2 separate regions of the Homo sapiens genome follow, and region 2 is linked to region 1. A link is a loop called in an ENCODE intact Hi-C map of the cell type or tissue named here. Cell type or tissue: PC-3. All regions are shown on one strand.

The links. A loop is a pair of places that touch in the nucleus more often than their neighbours do. Peaks named below come from ENCODE experiments on the same cell type or tissue, not always from the same donor. Only the 100,000 strongest peaks of a DNase experiment are listed, where the experiment ranks them.
Region 2: it touches region 1 in a loop (10-fold over the local background); 98 of 110 quality-filtered maps call a loop at or near these places.

What each region holds. Positions count from the first base shown.
Region 1 is chr18:36,085,878-36,090,877 of GRCh38, reverse strand. No RefSeq gene overlaps it. Among named protein-coding and RNA genes, the nearest start is that of RPRD1A, 21 kb to the right of the region's middle. RefSeq lists an enhancer at 4,013-4,566. In PC-3, no CTCF peak of the experiment used is centred here; no DNase peak of the experiment used is centred here.
Region 2 is chr18:36,276,935-36,281,934 of GRCh38, reverse strand. No RefSeq gene overlaps it. Among named protein-coding and RNA genes, the nearest start is that of FHOD3, 18 kb to the left of the region's middle. In PC-3, no CTCF peak of the experiment used is centred here; no DNase peak of the experiment used is centred here.

The DNA of each region.
Region 1 (5,000 bases):
TTGCAGTGCCAAGATTGAGAAACCATGGTTCAGAGGGATAGGTAAGAAGTTGTCAATACTCATAGAGAGGAATGGGTCATGCTGCTTCTAAGGGAAATGGGAAACAAATGGTCTTACAGAGGAGGTGATATCTGATGTGGGTTTTGAGGAGGAATAGGAAATCCTTGGTAAAGAAATGCTTACTATGTTCAGACACAATGGTTCAAGCCTGTAATTCCAGCACTTTGGGAGGTCAAGCCGGGTGGATCACTTGAGACCGGAAGATCAAGACCAGCCTCGCCAACATGTCGAAATCCTGTCTCTACTAAAAATACAAAAATTAGTCGGGCATGGTGGCACGTGCCTGTAATCCCAGCTACTTCAGTGGCTGAGGCAGGAGAATTGCTTGAACCCGGGAGGCGGAGGTTGCAGTGAGCCGAGATCACAGTACTGTTCTCCAGCCTGGGCGACACAGTGAGACACTGTCTCAAAAAAAAAAAATGCTTAATTTATTTTGGAAAAACATTCTCAAATATTTGCAGAGAATAAAATGCCTGGATATTGCTGCAAAATAATCCAGTAGGGACGGTGGTGGGTAAAACAGCAGAATTTGCCCAGGAATTGATAATTGTTGAAACTAGTGATGGATACATGGAAGTCCATTATACTTTTAACTTTGGTATATGCTTAGAAATTTCCATAATACAATTTCAAATTGAGTTTTCTTTTTTTTATTGTGGCAAAATATACATAACATAAAATTTATCATTTAAACCTTTTTCTGTTTGCTTGTTTTTTGAGACGGAGTCTTGCTCTGTCGCCCAGTCTGGAATGCAGTGGTGTGATCTCGCCTCACTGCAAGCTCCACCTCCCGGGCTTCAAGTGATTCTTCTGTCTCAGCCTCCCGAGTAGCTGGGACTACAGGCACATGCCACCACACCTGACTAATTTTTGTATTTTTAGTAGAGACAGGGGTCTCACTAAAATGTTAGCCAGGCTGATCTTGAACTCCTGACCTCAAGTGGTCTGCCTGCCTTGGCCTCCCAAAGTGCTGGGATTACAGGCATGAGCCACCATGTTCCGCCACCAGTTAAACCATTTTTAAGCGTACAACTCAGTGGCATTAAGTACATGCACAGTGTTGTGCAGCCATCACCACTATCTACTTCCAGAATGTTTTAATTATCTCAAACAGAAACTTTATACCCACTCAACAATAACTCTCTGTTCCCTCCCTCCCCTCTTCCCCCTACCATTGTTTAAGCTCTACTCTACCTTCTGCCTCTATGGATTTGCCTATTTGAGGTACCTCATGTAAGTGGAATCACACAAAATTTGTCCTTTTGTGTCTGGCTTATTTCACTTAGATAATGTTTTCAAGGTTCACTCATTTTTCACATGTATCAGAATTCCATTCCTTCCGTGTTTTCTTTCTTTCTTTTTTTTTTTTTGAGACAGAGTCTCACTCTGTCACCCAGGCTGGAGTGCAGTGGTATGATCTCGGCTCACTGCAACCTCTGCCTCCTGGGTTCAAGCAATTCTCCCTCCTGCCTCATCCTCCAGAGTAGCTGGGACTACAGGCATGTGCCAGCATGCCTGGCTAATTTTTGTATTTTTATTAGAGACAGTGTTTCACCACGTTGGCCGGGCCAGTTTCAAACTCCTGACCTCTCAGGTGATTCACCCAACTTGTCTTCCCAAAGGTTGGGATTACAGGCATGAGCCACCATGCCTGGCCAGAATTTCATTCTTTTAATGACTGAATAATTTTCCATTGAATGCACAGTCATGTGTCGCTTTATAACAAGAATATGTTTTTAAGAAATGTTCCAGGCCGGGCATGGTGGCTGATGTCTGTAATTCCAGCACATTAGGAGGCTGAGGCGGGAGGATGGCTTGAGCCAAGAAATTTGAGACCAGCCTGGGTAACATGATGAAACCCTGTCTCTACAAAAAATACAAAAATTAGCTGGGTGTGGTTGTGTTGCCTGTAGCCCCAGCTACTCGGGAGGCTGATATGGGAGGATCGCTTGAGCCTAGGAGGCAGAGGTTGTAATAAGCCAATATTTGCACTACTGCATTTCAGCCTGGGCAACAGAGTGAAACTCTGTCTGAAAAAAAAAAAAGAAACTATAAAAAAGAAAAAGAAAAGAAATGCACCATTAGGCAACTTTATCTTTGTCCAAATATCATACAGTGTACTTACACAAATCTAGATGATACAACTAGGCTATATCATATAGCCTACTGTTTTAGGCTACAAATCTGTATAGTATGTTATAGTACTGAACACTGTAGACAATTGTAACACAATGGTATTTGTGTATCTAAATCTTTCTAAATGTAGAGAAGGTACAGTAAAAATATGGTATGAAAGATTAAAAAATGGTACACCTGTATAGGGTACTTACCACGAATGGAGCTTGCAGGACTGGAAGTTGCCCTGGGTGAGTCAGAAAGTGAGTAGTGAGTGAATGTGAAGGCCTAGGACATTACTGTAGACTCTATAAATACTATACACTTAGGCTGCATTAAATGTGTAAAAATGATTTTTTTCTTGAATAATATATTAACCTTAGCTTACTGTACTTCATAAACGTTTAAATTATTTTTTGACTCTTGTGTTTTAAATACTTTTTTCAATAGTTTTTGGGGAACAGATGGTGTTTGGTTGCATGGGAAAGTTCTTTAGTGGTAATTTCTGAGATTTTGGTGCACCCATCACCCAAGCAGTGTACACTGTACACAATGTGTAGCCATCGGGTTTTTTGTTTTTGTTTTTGTTTTTGAGACAAGGGCTCACTTTGTCACCCAGGCTGGAGTGCAGTGGCATAATCTTGGCTTATTGCAACCTCCGCCTCCCAGGTTGAAGCGATTCTCCTGCCTCAGCCTCCCAAGTAGCTGGGATTATAGGCACCTGTCACCACGCCTGGCTAATTTTTGTATTTTTAGTAGAGATGAGGTTTCACCATGTTGGCCAGGCTGATCTCGAACTCCTGGCCTCAAGTGATCTGTCTGCCTTGGCCTCCCAAAGTTCTGGGATTACAGGCATTAGCCACCGTGCCAAGCAGCCACCATGCCCGGCTCCCAATGTGTAGCCTTTCATCCTTCACCCTCCCTTCCTGACCTTCCCCCAACAGTCCCCAAAGTCCATTATATCATTCTTACGCTTTTGTGTCCTCATAGCTTAGCTCCCTCTTACAAGTGAAAACATATGATATTTGGTTTTCCAACCCTGAATTACTTCCCTTAGAATAATGGTCTCCAACTTTATCCAGGTTGCTGCAGATGCCATTACTTCATTGCTTTTTATGGCTGAGTAGAATGCCACATTTTCTTTATCTACTCAGTTAGTGGGCGTTTAGGCTGATTCCATATTTTTACAATTGTAAATCGTGCTGCTATAAACATGCTTGTGCAAGTGTCTTTTTCATGTAATGACTTCTTTTTCTCTGGGTAGGTACCCAGTAGTGGGATTGCTGGATCAAATAGCAGTTCTACTTTTAGTTCTTCAAGGAATCTCCATACAGTTTTCCATAGTGATTGTACTAGTTTACATTCCCACAAGCAGTGTGAAAGTGTTCCCTTTTCACCACATCCACGATACCATCTGTTATTTTTTGATATTTAAATTATTGTCATTCTTGCAGAAGTAAGGTGGTTTCACATTGTGGTTTTGATTTGCATTTCCCTGATAATTAGTGATATTGAGCATTTTTTATATGTTTGTTGGCCATTTGCATATCTTCTTTTGAGACTTGGCTGTTCATGTCCTTTGCCCACTCTTTGAAGGGATTATTATTTTTTTTCTTGATGATTTGTTTGAGTTTCTTGTAGATTCTGGATATCAGTCCTTTGTTGGATGTATAGTTTGCTAATATTCTCTCCCACTCTGTGAGTTATCTTTTTACTCTGCTGATTATTTCTTTTCTTCTTCTTCTTTTTTTTTTTTTTTTTTTTTTTTGACAGTCTCACTCTGTCAACCAGACTGGAGTGCAGTGGTGGCACAATCTCAGCTCACTGCAACCTTAGTCTCCTGGGGTCAAGCGATTCTCATGCCTTAGCCTGCCAAGGAGCTGGGACTACAGGCATGAGCCACCACACCCTGTTAATTTTTGGAGTTTTAGTAGAGACGGGGCTTCGTCATATTGGCCAGGCTGGTCTCAAACTCCTGACCTCAAATGATCCACCTACCTTGGCCTCCCAAAGTGCCGGGATTACAGGAGTGAGCCACCGTGTCCAGCCTTCTGCTGATTATTTCTTTTGCTGTGCAGAAGCTTTTTAGTTTAATTAGGTCCCATTGTTATGGAATCATTGGAGTGTTGCTTTTTGGCTAGAAACCTCTGTGGCTGGTGGCACCTTTGCCCAAGTTTTGCTCAAACTCACTAGGCTCATTTTGCCCACTCAGCCTGGTAGGCTGCGCTCAGCTCACACTACCGGCCTGGATCACATGCCTCCCAAAGGCCCGGATCCCATGTCTGCTAAGGGTGAGTCAGGCATGGAACAGTGAGGGGTATGTGAGCAAGCATGGGGTCTGGCCACTGTGTACAGTCAGACATGCCAGCTGCTACAGCGGGGCAGGCGGCTCCACATGCTGGCATGGGCACCAGCTCTCTGCGAGGCTGTGGCCAGACCAGGCTCACTGCAAGCAGCTTCCATGGCTGGCAGTGGGGAACGTGGTGATACCCGGAAGCTTGGAGATGCCAGAAACCACAGAGCCCCAAAGAGGCAGTCATAGTTATGGCTCAGGGAGCTCCCAGGTATGGGCTCCCCGAAGGGCTGCAGCTCTTCTCTCCTTCTCTTTGCCTACAACACGGTGAGCAAGAGGCATGCTTCAGTCCTGTTTGTGCTACAGCTTTTTTACCCTTGACATTCAGCAAGTTCCAAGTTGTTGTCCTGCAACCAGGAAGAATGAGGTATGCAGGTAAGTGAAGGGTGAGCAAGATGAAAAGGAGCTTTATGAGCAATAGGACAATTCAGAGGAGCCCCGCAGGGAGCAGCTCCTTTCTGCATCCAGGGTG
Region 2 (5,000 bases), 190 kb before region 1:
CGAGTTATTGGTGGCACGGGGGAAAGTCTGGAAACCTATACACCAAATCATTCAAGGTTAACTGTGTCTCTGATAGGGTGGTAGGATGAGAGGGTATTTCTTTTTGCTCATCTCTATTTCTACTTTTCCCACAATAAGCTTACATTTCTGCATCAGTTCATTGCTCTCGGTGACTCTTGGATCCATCCTCTGAAAGGTCTTTTCTTCTCCATAACACTCCTTGGGTTATGTCCTTCTGAAGTGCCCGTCTGAAAAGGGCACTTTGGAGAATGTGCACTTTTTGGTGGCTGAATAGCCTTATCTTTTTTCTTTCTTTCCATATGAAGTCTGAAGCTTAGAAGTTTTTTTTTATATCTTGAATAGTCAGTCCCTTTTAGTCCAGACTGGTGGCGCTTTTGCTAATACAGATCTTTCAAAACTAAATGGAAGGTTTTTATTTTGGTCAACTCTATGTATTAAAAATCACACAACAATTCTGATGAGGAAATATTGACAAGAATTGGGCACATCAAGCTTTTATGGTACTACACATTTAAAACTTTCTAGAAACCCAAAAGTGTACCTTATTTCAGAGTTCTTAGCTAATTATGTGATGGCCATGACCTTGATGTGGTTCTCTCCTAGCCTGAGTTTATTTATCTTCCTTAGAACTTTGCTGAACTCTGCAAAAAGGAGCCCCATCAATGTGATTTTTTTCCGTATGTCTTCTAACATATGCCATACGGTTGGCATATGGTCAATGTCTCAAAAGACAACAGGCAACAGATTGATAAATATTTTGCCGCAATATAATAAAGGTTATCAACCTTCCAATTTGAAATATTTGAGTCCTTACTATTCACTGATGTGGTACACATCAGGCACCACATTTTCTATCCGTCAGAATTCTTAGTTGGAAACAATAGAAACTAATTCTCACAAGACTAAGCAGAAAATAGGTGTAATAAAGGATATTGTGTAGCTCGCAGACTCCCCAGAGAGCCAAAGAATCAGTTTTGGAGATTGCATAGCTACTCTAAAGTAGACACCACTAAAGGCTCTGCCAGGCATCGCACCACAGATCGTACCGCCATGCTCACTGCCTCCATCACTACCACCAGTAAGCCATGGAGATTTTTGCTTTGCTTGTTAGAGCAGTTAGTATTATTTACACTAATATTTCTTCTGCTTGCTAAAAGGTGTGTTTAATTACAAGTGAATGTGGAATTTCTATCAAAATTGTTCTCTTCATTTACTGAGACAATTTGACTTGCTCCTTTAATCTCTTATTTTCTAAAAGTAAACCTCGGCATCCTTGAAATTAATACAACATGGTCATAATATATCATCTTTGCAGATATTACTGAACAAAGTTTGCTACTTTTTAAAGAATTTCTGAATTTATGTTCATAAGTGATAGGAGCTTATAATCCTCAGAAATGGCTATATGAATATTAGATAAATTGGACTGCAGAGCAAAGAAAATTTCTAAGGACAAAGAATATTACACATCAATAAAGGAATAAGTCCATCACGAAGGCATAGCAATCTTAGGGGAAATGCACCAAATAACATAGCTCCAAAATACATGAAGCAAAAACTGATGCAGCAGAAAGAAAAATATTAATAAGACAAATACACATTGTATTCAGAGATTCTGGCAACCAGACAAAGACAGTGCAAGAAAAGAAAATTACAGACCAGTATCCCTCATGAGCTTAGATCCTCAACAAAATATTAGCAATCAAACCCAGGAATATATGAAAAAAATAAAATATCAGGATCAATGGAGTTTATCCAGGAATAGCAAGACTATTTCAATATTTGGAAACCAATCAATATAGTCCACCATAATAACCACAGAAGAAAAATCACATGATCATATCAATTGATACAGTAAAACCATTTAACAAACTTCAAATGCCCCCATAATAAAAGTTATCAGCAGCCTAGGAATAAGAAAGCAACTTTCTCAACCTCATAAAATGCACCTACAAAAACCTTATAGCTAAATTATACAAAATGGTGAAAGATTGAAAGGCTTATTCCTAAAATCAGGAAGAAAGCAAAGATATCTACACAATACACATGCTTTTCAAGCACATAGAGTATCTATAAAAATTGACCATTTTTATGATGACTGTAAACCATGAACCATTTTTTTTTGGACAGGGCCATAAAGCAAGTTTCAACAAATTTCAACGATTGAAATCATACAAAGTGTGTATTCTGACTATAATGCCACTGAGCTAGAAATCAACCAAAAATAACCTAGAGAAACCCCATATGTTTGGAAATGAATAAAAACACACTTTTAAATAACCTGTGTATAAAAAACAAAATCACAATGAAATATTGGAAAACATTTTTATCAGAATGGTAACAACAATACTATGTATCAAAATCTGAGATGAAGCCAAAATAGTACTTAAAAGAAAATCTATAGGCTTGTAAGAATATATTAGGAAAAAAGGAGAATAAATTAATTAAGCATTCATTCCAATAAGTTAGTAAAACAACAACAACAAAAACAACAGTAAGTTAAATCCAAAGATATTAAGAGGGAGCAGGTGCTGAGGAGAGAGCCCCTCACTAGCTACCACATGTTCCAGCCAGATACCACACATCTCTATCCCTCAAAGAACCCTGACCAGCCTCTGGTGCAGTGGTACCCCTAAGTGAACTCGCCCTTTTGGAGGCTCACCTGATTACTCTCTATCAGCCTGCCAGGCAGACATCTGGAGCTGGACCTAGGGATTGGGGTTTTGTGGGCTAGTGTGGGCTTAGCAACATTCCAAGGATATGGACAAGAGATTGAAAGAGGTGTCAGGGGCAAGTCAGCATTTGCTGTCCACTTCATTCAGTCCTATTTCGTCCTAAAGTGTGATCCAACCGTTGAAGATTTGTACATAGAGCCATGTGTAATTGCTAGCAGTGCAGCAATGTGTGATCCATCAAGAGCAGCTTGGATATACTGGGATAAGAAGAGTTTGGAGTCATGAAAGAATAGCGTATGAGGAGCAAAGCAGGTTTCCCATTGGCCTTCTTAGTCTCTCATGGAGGTGGTTTTGAAGAACCATCTTTTTGAGAATAACATATAAATAAAATCAATGACAAATTCTCAGAGTAAAGCACTGAGCAAATTTTTCCAATGACTATGGTTGGAAATAAAGCTAATGTGGACATTGCAGTTAGATAACTCTTGAATAAGGACCACAGCTACTATGACATCTTAGGTAGGACTAGCTACATAATTTGTGGAACTCAGTGCAAAATAAAAATGTGAAGCCCTTTGTTCAAAAATTATTCAGAATTTCAAGATGGCAACAGCAAAATATTAAGCTCAGCAGTGCTGATCTTACATCCTGTGACTTTACTAACCTCACTTATATTAGTTCTAGGAGTTTTTCTCTTTTCTTTTAAAAAGCTATTTGGATATTCTACATAGACAATCATGTTATTTGTGAATGAAAATGGTTTTATTTCTTCCTTTCTAATCTTCCCTTCTAAATAATCTGTGTATAAAAGGCAAAATCACAATGAAATATTAGAAATATTCTAATGAAACATTAGAAAACATTTTTATCAGAATGGTAACAACAATCCCATACTTCAGCGTTCTGTGTATGTTTATTAAGCCACATTTGTAAATCACATTGTTCAAATCTTTTATAGTTTTACTAACTTTTTGAAGGCTATTTCTGTCAATAACTGAAAAAGATGTATTCAAATTTCCCTCTTGTGATTATAGAATTCTTTATTTCTCTTCTAAGTTCTTCCTATTATTTTTTAACGTTAGTTTCTAGTTGGATTAGAATATTCTTCCCATTTTGCTTTATATCTCTTGAGAGTTTGTTTTGAGGAACATAAAAATTTAGAAGTCTTTCTTACAATTTTTAAAAATTTAGGCTGAATTTGTTATATGTTTCCTTTTTTAGTCCTAATAATGTTTGTGCTTTTTTTTCTTGCCAGAGGTTTGTAGTATTTTTTAGGTTTTTAAATTATGTTTGTTGCCCTTTTGTTCTGTGTTTCATTAATTTGTTTTCTGTTAGTTTCTTCTTCCATTTTCTCAGAATTTATTTTGCTATAATTTCTCTAACTCTTTAAGATGAAGTTTTTAGGTTTCTCCTTATATAAGCATTTTAGGATATAACACTTGTTCTTTGTATTATTTTAGCTTAATTTGCAAATTTTTATGTATGATATTTTAATATTGGTATGTCCTAAATGTTTTCTAACTCCTATTATGATTTTCTTTTACTTATGAGCTATTCAAAAGTGTTTTAAAAATATTATGTATATATCCTAGTTATTTTTGTTTTTGATTTATAATTTGATTTTGTTGTAGTCAGAAAATGTGGTCTGTATACCTATTCTTTGAAATTTGCCCTAGGTCTAGGTAACGCACGGTCAATTTTCACAAATATTCCATGTAAAAATATGTATTTGCTCATTGTCTGGTTAAGGATTCTACGTATATTCACTACATGAAGGTTCCTTTATCATTTGTGTTCTTCACCTGTATCATGGCCTTACTAAATTTTGTTTGCTTTATTTATTGTTCACTGAGAGAACTTTCCCATCATAACTGTGGATTTCTCAATTTCTTCTTATAATTCAGTCATGTTTTGTTTCATTGTTGCATGGGCCTTAAGACTCTAGTATTGTGTTGCTATTGGTTTAAACTGTTGTATGTTCCTGGAGAATTTAACCCTTTATCATTATGTGGTCACTTTATCCCTAAACAGGATTTTTGCCTTAAAGCCAAATAATAAACCGGTGATAATTAAAATATCATTGCTTCTAATGTATCTATACCAGCTTTCTTTTGGTTAGTATTTGCCTGGAACATCTTTTCCCATTCTTTTACTTTCATCTTTTTTGTTTCCTTGGTTTGTCTCCTTTCTGCAGTATATGGATTTTTTTATATTCAATTTAACCATTCTGCTTTACTCCCCTCAAAACATACCATTAGTTGCTTACATTTATTGATATTACTAATATACTTGGATTTATATCTT